2 separate regions of the Homo sapiens genome follow, and region 2 is linked to region 1. A link is a loop called in an ENCODE intact Hi-C map of the cell type or tissue named here. Cell type or tissue: endothelial cell of umbilical vein. All regions are shown on one strand.

Region 1 (8,000 bases):
AGCTATGTAGTATAATTTGAAATCAAATAGTATGATGCGTCCAGCTTTGTTCTTCTTGCTCAGGGTTGCTTTAGCTATTCTGGGTCTTTTGTGGTTCCATAGAAATTTTAGGGTTGATTTTTCTATTTATATGAAAAGTGCCATTGGAATTTTGATAGAGATTATTGCATATGTATAGATCAATAAATATACTTCTTCTGGTAGTATGGACATTTTAGCAATGTTATTTCGTGCAATCCATGAGCATGGGATGTCTTTCCATTTTTTGTGTCTTCTTCAATTTATTTCATCAGGTTTGTGTAGTTTTTCCTGTAGAGATCTTTCACTTTGGTAAAATTTATTCCTAGATTATTTTTTCCTTTGGTAGGTATTGCAAGTGAGATTGCTTTCTTGATGCCTTTTTCAGATTGATAACTGTTGGATAAAAATGCTACTGATTTCTGTATGTTGATGTTATATCCTAAAACTTTACTGAATTTGTTCATCAGTTCTAAGAATGTTTTGGTGGACTCTTTAGGTTTTTTTAAGTGTAAGATCATGTTGTCTGCACACAAAGATAATTTGACTTCTTCCTTTCCAATTTGGACACGCCTTATTTCTTTCTCTTGCCTAATTGCTCTGGCTTGGAATTCCAGTACTATGTTGGATAGAAGTGATGAGAGTGAACATTCTTATCTTGTTCCAGATCTTAGTGGAAAGTCTTTCAGTTGTTCCGCATTAAGTATGATATTAGCTGTGGGTTTGTTATGTATGGCCTTTATCATGTTGATGTATGTTCCTTCTAATCCAGTTTGTTGAGAGTTTTTATCATGAAGGGATGCTGAATTTTATTGAATGCTTTTTCAGCATCTGTTGAAATTATCATATGGATTTTGTCCTTGATTCTGTTGATCATGTATCATGTTTATTGATTTGCATGTATTGAACCATTATTGCATATCTGGGATGAATCCCACTTGATCATGATGGAATGGTCTTTTTTTAATGTGCTGTGGAATTCAGTTTGCTAGTATTTTGTGGAGGATTTCTGCATTTATGTTCATCAGAGATATTGGCCTTTAGATTTTTTATGTGTGTGTGTGGTGGCCTTGTCTGGTTTTGTTATCAGGGTAATGCTAGCCTCATAGATGAATTTGGAAGTATTCCCTCCTTCAGTTTTTTGAAATAGTTTGAGTAGACTTGGTATTAGTTCTTTAAATGTTTGGCAGAATTCAGTAGTGAATCCATCAGGTCCTGAGCTTTTCTTTGATGGGAGATTTTTTACTACTATTTTGATCTTGTTACTCATTATTGGTCTGTTTAGATTTTCTGTTTCTTTCTGGTTCAATGATGGTAGGTTGTATGTGTCCAGGATTTTATATGTTTCTTCTAGATTTTCCAGTTTTTTCGGCATGTACTTGTTCACGATATTGTCTAAGGAGCTTTTGTATTTCTGTGGTATCAGTTGAAATGTTTTCTTTTTTATCCCTGATTTTATTTATTTGGGCTCTTAATCTTTTTTCTTAGTCTAACTACAGGTTTGTCAATTTTATATTTTCAAAAAACTAACAGTTTGCTTTGTTGATCTTTTATATACTTTTTAGTCTCAATTTCTTTTTCTTTCTTTCTTTCTTTTTTTTTTTTTTGAGATTGAGTCTTGCTCTGTTGCTCAAGCTAGTCTGGAACTCCTGGGCTCAAGCGATCCTTTTGCCTCAGCCTCCCACATAACTGGGACTACAGACATGCACCACCACACCAGGCTAATTTCTTTTTATTTTTTGTAGAGATGGGGGTCTCCGTATGTTGCCTAGGCTGGTCTTGAACTCCTGGGCTCAAACGATCCTCCCACCTTGGCCTCCCAAAGTGCTGGGGTTACAAGTGTAAGCCACTGCGCCCAGTCTGATCCTTATTTCTTTTCTTCTACTAATTTTGGATTTGTTTTGCTCTTGATTTTTGAGTTCTTTAAGTTGCATAGTTAAGTTGTTTATTTGAAATCTTTCTTTTTGATGTAGGCGTTTATTGCTATAAACTTTCCTTTTAATACTACTTTTACTGTATCCCATATTCTGATATGTTGTGTTTGTATTTTCATTTGTTTCAAGACATTTTTAAATTTTCTTCTTAATTTCTCCATTGACCCATTTGTTATTCAGGAGAATGTTATTTCCATGTATTTGTATAGTTTTCCAAAGGTCCTCTTGTTATTGACTTTTAGGTTTTTTTTTTATAGTCAGAAAAAGATACTTGAAATGATTTCAGCTTTTTTGAATTTGTTGAGACTTGTTTTGTGACCTAACATATGGTCTATCCTGGATAATGTTTTATGTGCTGATGAGGAAAATGTATAATCTGCAGCAGCAGACTGAAATGTTCTATAAATGTCTATTAGGTCCATTTGGTCTAGAGTATAGACTCCAATCCTTCTTTGTAGATTTTCTGCTTGGATGATCTGTCTGTTGTTGAAAGTGGGGTGTTGAAGTGCTATACTATTATTGTATTACAGTTTGCCTCTTCCTTTAGATCTAATCATATTTGCTTTATATTTGGGTAATACTGCAATGGGTATATACATATTTACTATTATTATATTCTCTTGCTAAATTGACTCCTTTATCATTATATGATGACCTTCTTTGTTTCTTTTTATGGTTTTTGACTTAAAGTCTGTTTTATCTGATATAAGCATTGCTACTCATGCTCTTTTTTGGTTTTCATTTACATAAAATATCTTTTTCTATTTGTTCATTTTTTGTCTGTATCTTTATAGGTGAAGTGAGTTTCTTGTAGGCAACATATAGGTGGGTCTTGTTTTTTAATCCAGTTAGTCATGTCTTTTAATTATGATGTCTTTTAATTGGAGAATTTAGTCAATTTATATTCAGTATTATTATTGGTAGGTAAGGGCTTACTGTAGCCATTTTGTTATTTGTTTTCTAGTTATTTTGTAACTCCTCTCTTCCTTTTTTTCTATTTTCCTTTGCGATTAAATGATTTTCCCTGGTAGTATGTTTTAATTCATTGCTTTTTGCTTTTAGTGTATCTATTATAGGTTTTTGCTTTGTGGTTACCATTAGGTTCATTAAAAATCGTATAGTTCTAATAAGTTATTTAAAACTGATATGGCTGGGCGTGGTGGCTCACGCCTGTAATCCCAGCACTTTGGGAGGCCAAGGTGGGCAGATCACTAGGTCAGGAGATCAACACCATTCTGGCCAACATGGTGAAACCCCATCTCTACTAAAAATACAAAAAAATTAGCTGAGCGTGGCAGTGCGCACCTGTAGTCCCAGCTACTTAAGAGGGTGAGGCAGGATAATTGCTTGAACCCAGGAGGCGGGGGCTGCAGTAAGCCGAGATCGCGCCACTGCACTCCAGCTTGGCGACAGAGCAAGACTCTGTCTCAAAAAAAAAAAACCAAAAAACAAAAACTGATGCTAACGTAACTTCAATCACCAAAAAAGAGAAAAGAAGCAAACAAACAAACCAAAACCTGTGCACATTAACTCCCTCTCCCCCGACATTTTGAATTTTTGATGTCACAATTTGCGTTTTTTTTATATTGCCTATGTTGACAAATTGTTTTGTTATATGTTCTGGAAGAATGGAATTTGGCTCTTAAATTATTTGTATGTATTAGCACAGTAGCAAAAATTGTCATTGCCGAAGATTGTTGTTTTTAATCAAGGAGAAAATTACTTTAAATATCACAGCCAGATATCAAGCACTGTTGAATTAGAGCACCCTCTAGTGTTTATAAATAAATTTTATTTACAATGTTGCTATTTACCAGATGGCTTCATAATTATTGGTGTACTTTATTCAGTTAATTTATGAGAATCAGGCTCCCAGTGGTTCAGGAATTTTTACATAGATGCTATAAATATTATCTCATTGTATGTAGGTGCTGTTTGCATGCAAATATGAATGGCAATCCAAAGTTTATTTAAAGTATATAATGAGAGATCAGATATCATAAAAAACTATTTTATTAAGGAAATTATAGGCTGGAGTATATATGCATTTAAAAAAATCTTAGGTTAAATTATCAACACACTGTTATTAAAATTGACAGTTAGAAATACTTTCTACACATATTAGGGAAACAGTGGAGTCCATTGATTCAGTTATTCATATTTTATATTTTGTGTAGTACACTAGAGTAAAATCAGATATGATGGAGAACTTTAGTACATAAAACTGATTGGGAGTACCTTTATGAAATAAGAATTGTTTTTATGTGTCTTCTGAAACTTACATATGTTAAGTAAGATAAAGTTATATAGTAACAACCCTTTGTTTCTGCATATGTCTTACTAATTGTGTTGTAATTTATTTGCAAGAGCAGATGAGGTAAAATAAGGACTGATTGTAATAAGCTTTGCTTAGGTAACTTGATTTTAAACAGCTTCATCGTAGTATACATAGGCTGGCTTTGGATAAGTATGCAGACAGATAAACTCTCTTCCTCTTCAAAGAGTTGGGTTTTTTGAATCTGGTGGTAATTCTGTGTCAGAAAACCTTTTACTGAGGTTACCAGTTTTGTATCTTTTCTGTATTAGGAAGATATCCTCCAGGTTGTGACTGTAAAAATTTTGCACATTTTAGTGTTACCAAATTTGTAGAAGTCTAAATTCTATAGAATTACCTAAGGAAAAACAGAATCTAAGACATTATGAACTCTAAACACTCACCTCTTATGTTAGTGGGTTAGAAGAAACTTACCTAGTCTGAATTTTTCTCCCCTGCCCTCACCTCCCCTCCCGTTCCCTCCTCTCTCCTCCTGATATGGTTTGGCTCTGTGTCCCCACCCAAATCTCATCTTGAATTTTACTTCCCTAATTCCCATGTGTTGTGGGAGGGACCCGGTGGGAGATAATTGAATCATGGGGGTGGTTTCCCCCATACTGTTCTCATGGTAGTGAATAAGTCTCACGAGATCTGATGGCTTTATAAGGGGCTTCTGCTTTTGCTCCCCTCTCATTCTCTCTTACTGCCACCAAGTAAGAAGCGCCTTTTGCCTTCTGCCATGATTTTGAGGCCTCCCCAGCTATGAGGAACTGTGAGTCCATTAAACCTATTTTTCTTCCCAGTCTCGAGTGTGTCTTTGTCAGCAGTGTGAAAACAGACTAATGCACCTCCCCTCCCCTCCTTCCTGTCTCTCCCTTCTTTCCCTCATCTTCCCTCACAGGGTCTTTCTCTCTTGCCTATGCAGAGTCATAGCTCACTGTACCCTTGAACTTTCAGGCTTAGGTGATCCTCCCACCTCAGCCTCCCAAGTAGCTGGGACTACAAGCTCAAGCTGCCATGCCTGGCTAATTTTTCTTTTACTTTTTTTTTTTTAGACAGAGTCTCGCTGTGTCGCCCAGGCTGGAGTGCAGTGGCACAATCTTGGCTCACCGCAACCTCCGCCTCCCGGGTTCTAGCAATTCTCCTGCCTTAGCCTCCTGAGTAGCTGGGACTACAGGTGCATGCTGCCATGCCTGGCTAATTTTTTTGTATTTTAGTAGAGACGGGGTTTCGCCGTGTTGCCCAGGCTGGCCTCGAACTCCTGAGCTCAGGCAATCCACCTGCCTCTGCCTCCCAAAGTGCTGGGATTACATGTGTGAGCCATCTTGCCAGGCCTCTTTTACATTTTTTTTAGAGACAGGGTCTTGCTATGTTATCCAGGCTGATCTAAAACTACTGGCCTCAGGCGATCCTCCTGCTTGTGTCTCCCAAAGCACTGGGATTAGAGGCATGAGCTGTGGTGCCAAGCCTCATTTTCTTAGTGATGTCTTTTGAAGGGTAGAAATTTAAATGTTGGTGAAATCCACTTATTTTTTCTTTATGCTTAGTACCTATTATGCAAGCAGTCTTTGCTTAACCAGGGTCATTAGGATTTTCTTGTTTTCTTCTAGAAGTTTTATAGTTTTAGCTTTTATGTGTAGGTCTGTGATCCATTTTGAATTAATTTTTGAGTATTGTGTGAGGTAGGGGTTAAGGTTCATTTTTTTTTCCATATGGACATCCAAATATTCCAGTAACATTTGTTGAAAAAATTACAGATGGTCTCCAACTTACTTACAATGGTTCGACTTATCATTTTTGACTTCATAGTGGGTTTATCATGGTATTAAATTCATTTTCAATTTACAGTATTTTTTATTTACAATGAGTTTATTGGGACATAACTCCATCATAAGTTGAGCAGCATCTGTATTTATTCCTCATTGAATTATGTTGATCCCTTTGTCAAAAAATCATGTTTTGGGGGTCTATTTCTGGACTTTATTTTGTTGCATTGTAATATTTCTATCTTTATACCACTATTACATTCTTGATTATTGTAGTTTTATAGAAACTCCTGAAATTATATAAGTCCTCCAAATTTTTTTTTTCATTTTCAAGGTTGTTTTCAGTGTTCTAGGTTCTTTGCATTTTCATATAAGTTTATGAATCAGCTTGTAGGTTTCTTAAAGTAAAAAAAGAAAAAGAATAAAAGCCTACTGGGATTTTGATTGGGATTGAATTAACTTTATATTGGGCTGTATCACAGCTTAACAGTATTGAGTCCTCACAATCCGTGAGTATATCTCTACAGTTATTTAGATCTCATGTAATTTCTCTATATTGTTTTATTGTAGATATTTCCTACACATTTTATTAAATTTATTCCTAAACATTTTGTATGTTATTTTTAAAACATTACATTTGTTTGTTGCTCAAATGCAGAAGTATTACAATTGATTTTATATTGACTGTTTTTCTGAGATCTTATTGATTTGGGGTCAACCCAATTCCAATCAAAACCCCAGCAGGCTTTTTATTTTTTTATTTTTCGGTAGAGATTGACAAGCTGATTCCAAAATTTATATGGAAATGTAAAGGACCTACTATAGTATATATTACATTATTGAACATATGGATTCTAGTCTATTTATAATATTTACTAGGAAATTAAATCAAAAGTTAAATTTACATATTCAATAGTAACATCTCTTTGAGATTCGGGTAAAATTGATTGTGAAGAATATGAAACTATGATCACATGATTCGCTTAAAATTGCTGATAGTAAATTGATACAATTATAAAACTTTATGAACCAAAAATTCACCAAAATGATTCAAGTAACAGTTGACAGGATTTCTCCTATACTTTTCTACATGTTACTATATTTTTCAAAGTGATTAATTTACTCATCAGTATAATTCCACATTATCTCAGCATTTTATTTTGTCATTTATTTTATATTGTTATTTACAGCTGTTTGTCACTTCAGTTATTCAAAAGCTCATTAAAATGAAATTTCAGAAATTAGATGTGATTCGTTTAATTTATAAAGGCACCAAAACATAATTAAATTACTCATTTTGTCATTTTGCATATGGATAAAGTTCTTATTGTTATAGTTTCAAAATGGATTGGTCATATCATGGGTAGTTTTTTGTTTTTGTTTTTTAGCAGTTTATTTCACTGCCCTATCTGTAATTAACAAAAGCGTCTATTGAGTTGCTTTATGACTTCTAAGAAATCAGTATATATAAATAGTATAGCACAACATAGTACCATATCCCTTTGTGTTAATAAAACATCTCTAAATATAAATTGGCAAATATGTTTACTAGGAGTAGTAGTTTCCAACTAATGTTTATTAATATTCTTAAATATGTCAAAGCAAAGTTAATTTTAATTTAAACACTAAATGCATAGCACCTAAACTTTTTGATTGTATAAAATCTACAAATCATATGATATTTATAAAACAATTAGAGGCAAATTCATTTGGATTTTTAGACGATAAAGTTCTGTATCATATGGAAAAATAAATTCTGAGACCCTTAAGGTTTCTTTTAGTTCTTTGATTTATGTCTTTTTGATTTATGTGACTCTTCTGATCTTTGCACTAATTGTAATATTATTGTTCCACTCCACTAAATTAAATCTTACCATTCTAAATGAGTTAACAGACTTACTTATTGTCTACTATCTGACATTATAGGGGATATTACAATATAATAATAAAAGCAAAGTCATTGGAATC
Region 2 (8,000 bases), 170 kb before region 1:
TTGAGCTTTATGGTGTGGGGGTTTAAAACATGTCAACAAGTGTTTTTTTACACTCTTCCTATTTAAAAAAAAAGTGGATTCTAATTCCCTTCCCCTTGAATATAGGCCAGTCTCAGTGGCTCATTCTTAACAAATAGAAAGTGATAGAAGCGACACTGTATGACTCCTGAAGCTAGGTTACAAAAGGTGATAGGGCTTCCTTCTGGCTCTCTCAAGTTAATGCCTTTAGAGCCCTGAGCTGCTATGGAGTCCAGCTACCCTGAGACTTCCATGCAGAGAGATGAGAAGAGATGCCTGAGGAGCCTCAGCTGTTCCAGCACTCAACAGTTGGAGTCTTCCCAAACCAAGCATGAGGTATACAGATTGAGAAGACTTTGAGATTACTGCAACCCCAATCACCATTTAAATGCAACCTCAAAAGCGATGCTGAGTTGAAACCAATCAGCTGAGCAGTTCTTGATTTCCTGACCCATATAAAGCACGTGAAATTATAAATATTGTTGTTTTAAGCCAGTAAGTTTTTGGGTTGATTCGTTATGCAGCAACCATGCCTTGATATACATGGCAAAATCAAAGATGACTCTAATTTTATCTTTACACAAAGTTTGGATATTGACTCTCCACTTGGCATAAGGCAATTATAAATATCTCATCAGCCTTTTAACTTTAATGGTCTTTTGTAGCATCACAGCAAATTGCAATAAAAATAAATGAATAATCATCTTCTACTAACATATTATCAATTTCAAAACCTAATTATTAAATAATTATAAACAAGCTAAGTCATTAGTTCCAGGAGAAAGCATCAACATTTTCTTTTAATATTTTCATGAAAGTGCTAATGCTTAGAAAACATATTGCATAATTAAAATTAAATCACTCTCCCTTAGGAGGAAATCAAATTTGTCTCCCTTAGGCACAGCAAATCAAATTATGAGTTTGTCAAATCAATTCACTATGCAAGTAGGATGATAGCCCTCTGAGGGTTAATTTTCTTTTATCTCTAACGTTTTTTAAAAAACCATATTTATCTAGTTGAGAATTTTTCATATATCCACTCTCACTCACTCAAACTCAGAACTTACTCTATTTTAGACTCCTTAAATGGCAATGCTGAGGCTAAATTACAGATCCTAGAGGAAATCACAAATAGAAAAAGAAAAAAAAAATGAACAGATAGTCATTCTACATGCTTCAGCAGGCCTCACTCTCTCATCCCACAATGCATGCATGACAAATGGAGTTCACAAGGGCTGTGTTTGCTCCAGGGCCACAACCTTCCTAAGCACAATTCCTGGAGTCCTTTCTGTCTTACTCAAGAAGCCAGAAGGAATGCAACTGAGTAAGAGTGGCATTTAGGAGGTCATGGGGGCTTTAAAGTCCCTTCCCATCATGACCACTCCACTATGATCGTGGTAAAAATGCTTTGTGTCTGCTAGCACCAAGCATCAGTACTTTTATAAACAGCATACTTCACACCTTAGAAAACAAAAGCACCACCATGAACTGCTGCTTTCGACAGGAGTTTGAATTTGTGTTAAAGAAACCATTCCTTCAGTCATTCCCCACAAGATTGCTGAGAGTTTGGTATCAGACATGTTTGATTCCCTAGCCCGGGATTCCTTAAGTAGGGTGCACACATCCAGGAGGATGGCTCGAGATGATAAATTGGGGTGCAAAAAGAAATATTATATCTTCTGTTCAAATTGACTTTTTAAATTTAACAAGCAGAATAAATTAAGCTTCACCAGTCTTTGGCATAAAGACTGACATTGTGGCGCCCACTGTATCAGTCACCTGTCGCCTACATAGGAGCTACATATTTTGTGATACATTTTATTTTTTGTGACAAAACAACAAATAAAATCAAGTATCACTATCCAATCAGTTTAGTTTTAATCAAACCTTTGAATCCTGTCTCATAAAGTTTTTAATCAAATCTTTGAATCCTATTTCATAAAGTTTTAACCAAGTTTCTTCAAAGTAGTTTCATTTTAAATCACATTGTGCTTAAAATGTTAGTGAGATAAAATCATTTTTATACTAAAATAGAATATAAATTGCTAAAATTATTGGTTATTTCACCTTCATTTCTCCTTCTTAAATATTCTCTATGTTTTATAATTCACTTTCTAATGTATACTAAGGGCTCAAATAACTTACTGGTAGTATGCATGACCAAAAAAGTATGGCGAATAATATCCAAATGTGTTAAGTGAAAAAAACAAAAATGTGAGAGCAAGAATCTATACACATCCTTCCTTGTATAAAATATCTCTGGAAGGATAAGGTGTCTGCTTTCTGGGAAGGTACCTGGAGACAAGAATAAGAGAGAGTTTCCAGTGTATGTAATTTTATATCCTTAAAATATTCAGCTACCTAAATGTGTTGTCTATTTGAAATTAAAGTTTAAAAAAATGAGAGACCATATGCTAATCATTGTATGTATTTATACTCTATTATGCATGATTATATGTACACGTATTTTACCGTAAGGGTACATTATTCATTCATCTTTGTGTTTCCAGGACAAAGTACAATAGCCTAGAACATGATAGCATCTCAATAAATATCTGTTGTTAAATGAAACTTCTTGGAATGATTATGTGAAAAGCTCTCATCTTCTCCTGAGATATCTGTGTCATTTCATAATCTGGAATACTATGGACCTTACAGGTGTTCGCCTCTCTCCCATTCACTTTATTCTCCTGCTAGAATTAAACAGTACCTTTACAAAATTATAGCTAGATTGAATAAATAAGTTCTAGTGTTCTATGCCACTGTAGGATGACTATACTTAACAATAAATATATAGTTTCAAATAGCTAAAAGGAGGATGGAGGATATTGAATGTTCCCAACATAAAGAAATGATAAATGTTTGAGATGATGGATATGCTAATCACCCTGATCTGATCACCATACACTATATGTATTGAAACATCATTCTGTACTCCATAAATATATGATTGTGTATCAATTAAAAAATTAAGCTACATTAAAAAGTACAAAAAATAATATCTTTAAATGTATTGTGTTTATATCATCTGTATTTCTTGGTCCATTCTCCTGGTCTTTTTTTTTTTTATTTTTTTGGTTGTCGTTTGTTTGATTCATTTAGTATGAGTTGATTTTAGGTTATAAAAGCCCAACAATTGTAGCTAGAGAATATTCCGGCATATTAATCTATGTTTCTAAAAAAGTAGGTGGTAGTTAAGACTGAAGCCTCAGGACCTGCTTAGCCTGGTTCAAATACCACCTCTGCCTCTTGATACATGTGACTTGGAGCAGATTCTCCAGCCTCCTTGAAAACGTAGCCTCCATCTCCTCACATATAAAATTAGAACGACTCTTCAATTCATATCATAAGATTGTTTTGAGGATTAACATCAATATATTAACATATATGGGTTCAGAACAATGGCACATAGCAAATTCTCAATATATGTTCAATATTGTCATTACTATGACTACAATTATTTTATTATTTCTCCCCCTCTTCCCCTTTGTCCATCAAGCAAATAGCCAGCTCTGTACTTCATTGCCTCAAGGAAGATATGTGGCAGGCAGAGGCAAAGACTTCTGCTTTCTTACAGGCTGTGTCTTTAGGGAGAATCTTGACGGACTGGACATACCCCGCAGGGAGCAGCGTAAGGGAGAGGATCTGACTGCACAGGCATCTTTGTCTGAGGGCGTAGGCTGTACTGAAAAAGAAGTAAAAGAAGTAACAGGATCCTAAGAATCACGGCAGCAGCTGCCATGGTACCACAGGGTACGGAAAGCAAACCCACAAACCCAGTTCTGCCAGCAGAGGGCCATAACTGAGACAGGGGAGGACAGGGTGTGCTGTAGAGTATGGACTCCATCGCCTTATAAGGACCAGGTTGGTGATGGAAAGGAGAGAGAGGGCCGGGCTAGGGAGGGAGGGAAGCTGCTGTGAACTGGGGAGCACCTACCTTGCCTAACAACAGACACTACACACATGTAGGAATGTAGACTCAAAGCTGCCAAATCTCCAAAATTTTCAAGAAAAGCAAAAGTCTGCTTTTGAATTGGTAACCTCCCAATTTTAAAATTTGGTGCACACCTAAAAAATTGTCTGCAGCCCACATTCAGCCTCAGGGCTGCCTGTTTGTGACCTCAAGGTTAGAGAAAGCTAGTGGTCTAGAGTCTGTATGCCCTCCAAGATTGGAAGCCTAGCTCTGTTCTTGCCTGCTGGTGGCTTTAAGCAAGTTATCATCTGAGCCTTGGTTTCCTTACCTGTAAAGTGGAATAATGACAGCTAATCTTGGGGAGTAAAGTGATAACATGATAAAAATCAGGAATAAAATGTATACATTCAAATATAAATACTATTGTAGAAACAATATACTTTGCTTGTACCAAAAACAGAAAATAAATACAGAAATGGTGGAAAAACCAGATCAGTTTAACATCAATCAGTGTCTATAAATACAATAGAAAGAAGAAGTCTGGATCTTTGCAACATTTGGGGTCACAGAAATAATTTTTTTGGTACACATTTGGAAGAGAACTAGCCAGCATCATTATGAAGGAAGGTCTGCATAGGTTCTTAAAAGGCAGCTGGGGACACGAAACCACTCCTCACATGAAAATCACATGGAAGTGAATATACAAGCCTAATTAGGACAGGGAAGAAGGCAGCACTGTGGGATCAACCCCTCAGAGGGAAAAACTGGAAGAAAAACTGGATGGAAAAAAAGACAGTACGTGTAATGGAGGGACTTTGGGTTACACTAAATATATAAAACCAAGATGCATATTTAAGAACACCTCAGCTCTGTGGTTGTCTGTGCTGATTGCATCCGTGGTGATGTGAATGAACCAGATTGCTTAAGGGACTTTTTGTTTTTTTTTTTTTTTTTTAGACAGACTCGCTCTGTCACCCAGGCTGGAGTGTGGTGATGCAATCTTGCCTCACTGCAACCTCCGCCTCCTGGCTTCAAGTGATTCTCCTGCCTCAGCCTCTCAAGTAGTTGGGATTACAGGCATGTGCCACCACGCCTGGCTGATTTTTGTATTTTTAGTAGAGACAGGGTTTTGCCATATTGGCCAGCCTGGTCTTGAACTCCTGACCTCAAGTCATCCACCTGCCTCGGCCTCCCAAAGTGCTGGGATAACAGGCATGAGCCACCATGTCCAGCCTTAGATTGCTTTAGGAACCAATTCTTAGAAGGCAGAGTTGATAGAAGATTATGGTGAAGGGCACAGCGACTATACAACTCAACCCATATCCATGTACCTAGAAGAAGTGAGACCACCCAATGCTAATTTAGAGACGGGATTGTCAACAACTTCCTCATAGAATTGACGTGAATTGTAATCATGTATTTAAACCACAGCTAGGTGCCTGGCACTTGGCACGTACTTCCTAAATATTACTTCTGCTACCATGGACTTATTTTGGAACTCTGGATTATCATCCCTTCTGGCCGAAAATAACGAATTATTATTTCTTTTTTGCTTCAGGAGCTGTAGGGGAGGAAGGGATGAGGGAAATGGGTTGTGCTCATTAGTGGGCTTCTAAATGCTTCTTGCCCAGTGGTGTGAATGTCCCAGGACTCCAGCTGACAGATCACTAGAGTGGTTTCCAGCCATTCTTAGCAGTTGAAAACCTTCTTCAAAGTCTTACATGGAACCTCAGAACAGAACAAAATCAGAACTGTTCTGGGCAGCCTTTAACACCTCAAAGTGGCCTCTAAGGGTTTCATCAACCAATTTGAAAAACAGTCCCTAGAAGGAACCTGGTTCTTCTGCCTTCAAAGCCTCTGACAATGAGTAATGGATTCAGTATCAGGGGGAAAAAGCTCTGACAAAAGAAAGGGAAGAGTTGGCTCTTCTCCTTATAAATCTATGGAGTGTTTATCTTTAATATGGTCTAACGACAATAACGACTTTCTTTTATTGAGTGTTTACCATGAGCCACAAACTGTACTAGAACTATAGATATTTTATATCATTTAATCTTCACAATAATCTTGTGAGACATTATTATTCTCATTCTTGAAAGGCAAACACCGAGGCTTCAAGAGGGTCCATAAATTAGCCAGTAGTACACATTGAATGAGAGTCAAACTACTATACTTCGCTGATGCTATAATTAACTCTATTGATTTATATGAGGAGCTGAGAAATAAGAATCTCAGAAATTAAACTCAAGATCACTTTTTATGCAGCCACTTGAATCTTTCCTTTTTCTGAATATCCATGACACAAATATTTATTTGCCACTTCAAATCAACATACATTTAATAGAACTCAGTGTAGTAAAGGAATGTTCTAAGTTGGCAGGCAGGTGTGAGGGTCCTGAAGGTGGCAGTGGTAAGAAGGGAAGAAGAAAAGAAGGAAGTTTACAACATGAATGAGTCAGCTGTGCCGTAAAGAGAACAGAAAAGAAGGCTGTCTAGGGAGACAAACAGACATACCCACAAACACAAACAATAATTCTATAAAGATGGAGCGTTAAGAATTGGTTAGAAAAAAGTAGCTCATTCACAATAGTAGCAAACCTATAAACGATTATATTTAGGAACAAAACTAACAAAACCATACAAGATATTTATATGAAAAATTATAAAACCTTATTTAATGAAGAACATAAAGCTAGACTTGAATAAACAGAGTGACATGACAATGTTCATGGATGGGAATATGTGAGTTCTCTTAAAATTAATCTATATACATAATATAATCTATATTGAAATTCAAATCAAAATCTCAGCAGAATCTGACAAACTGATACTAAAATTTATAAAGAAGAATAAATGTATAGGCATACCTAACTTAAAAAAGAATAGGGCCGGGTGCGGTGGCTCATGCCTGTAATCCCAGCACTTTGGGAGGCCGAGGCGGGTGGATCACCAGGTCAGGAGATTGAGACCATCCTGGCTAACACGGTGAAACCCCGTCTCTACTAAAAATACAAAAAAAATTAGCCGGGCGTGGTTGCGAGTGCCTGTAGTCCCAGCTACTCGGGAGGCTGAGGCGGGAGAGTGGCGTGAACCCGGAAGGCGGAGCTTGCAGTGAGCCGAGATCGCATCACTGCACTCCAGCCTGGGCTACTGAGTAAGACTCTGTCTCAAAAGAAAAAAAAATAAAAACCAAAAAAACAGAAGGGGTGGGATTGTTCTTTGGATATCAGGATATAATTTAGATTTCTTCAACTGGAACCATGATATTGGTGCAGAAATATATAAACAGAAGAAAGAACTGAATAGAGAAACCATATACAGACCAGTGTCTATACAGGAATAAGTCATTTCAATGAAGGAAAAGATGCGCAAGTCAACAAACGTTCTTTGGACCACTGAATACATTTTTCATTTCCATTCAAAACATGCAATAAAGTTATATTGCTACCTCACACTATACAAAAGAATTAGTGCACATAGAATAAATACCTGGACCTTTAAAACAAAACTAAAAATAACTAGAAAACTATAGAAGATTTTTATGAGATTATGGGGAACACTTTCTTAAGATCCAAATGCAAAAGCCAAAGGGAAAATAATGAAAAATACACCAATTCCAATTTAAAATTTCTGCAGGACAAAACATATCTCGAACATGACTGAGAAAAAATATAAATGAAAGAAAATATTATAAGATATGTAGCAAAGGATTAGTATCTAGAACATCCAAATCGATTTTAAAAACTCAAACAATCTAACAAGAAAAGAGTGGGGGCAGGGTTATGTTTTAGAAATTCTCAAAAAATGAAATACAAGTGGCCAAAAAACACATTTCTAAATGTTTCAGTTCACTAGTAATTTGAAGAATGCAAATTAAAATAGTGATACAGAAACACTTCTAATCCATCAGATAAATAAAATAAAAAGGTAAGTACTGATGATAAAACAAATTTTAAAGCAACATGAAAGTTCACTAATAAAATATAATGTATTTATAGAGTGTAACATGAAATCGTTATAAGGATGAGCTAGGTCTATATGTATCAACACAGATAAGCTCAAAAACAGA

Evidence for each region. Peaks named below come from ENCODE experiments on the same cell type or tissue, not always from the same donor. Only the 100,000 strongest peaks of a DNase experiment are listed, where the experiment ranks them.
Region 2: it touches region 1 in a loop (9-fold over the local background); 12 of 110 quality-filtered maps call a loop at or near these places.

Annotation. Positions count from the first base shown.
Region 1 is chr1:77,144,115-77,152,114 of GRCh38, reverse strand. All of the region lies in intron 9 of PIGK (phosphatidylinositol glycan anchor biosynthesis class K), which reads left to right. Among named protein-coding and RNA genes, the nearest start is that of PIGK, 71 kb to the left of the region's middle. In endothelial cell of umbilical vein, no CTCF peak of the experiment used is centred here; a DNase peak (open chromatin) is centred at 3,634.
Region 2 is chr1:77,309,498-77,317,497 of GRCh38, reverse strand. All of the region lies in intron 5 of AK5 (adenylate kinase 5), which reads right to left. Among named protein-coding and RNA genes, the nearest start is that of AK5, 31 kb to the right of the region's middle. RefSeq lists an enhancer at 5,047-5,548. In endothelial cell of umbilical vein, a CTCF peak has its summit at 3,813 (motif pointing right); no DNase peak of the experiment used is centred here.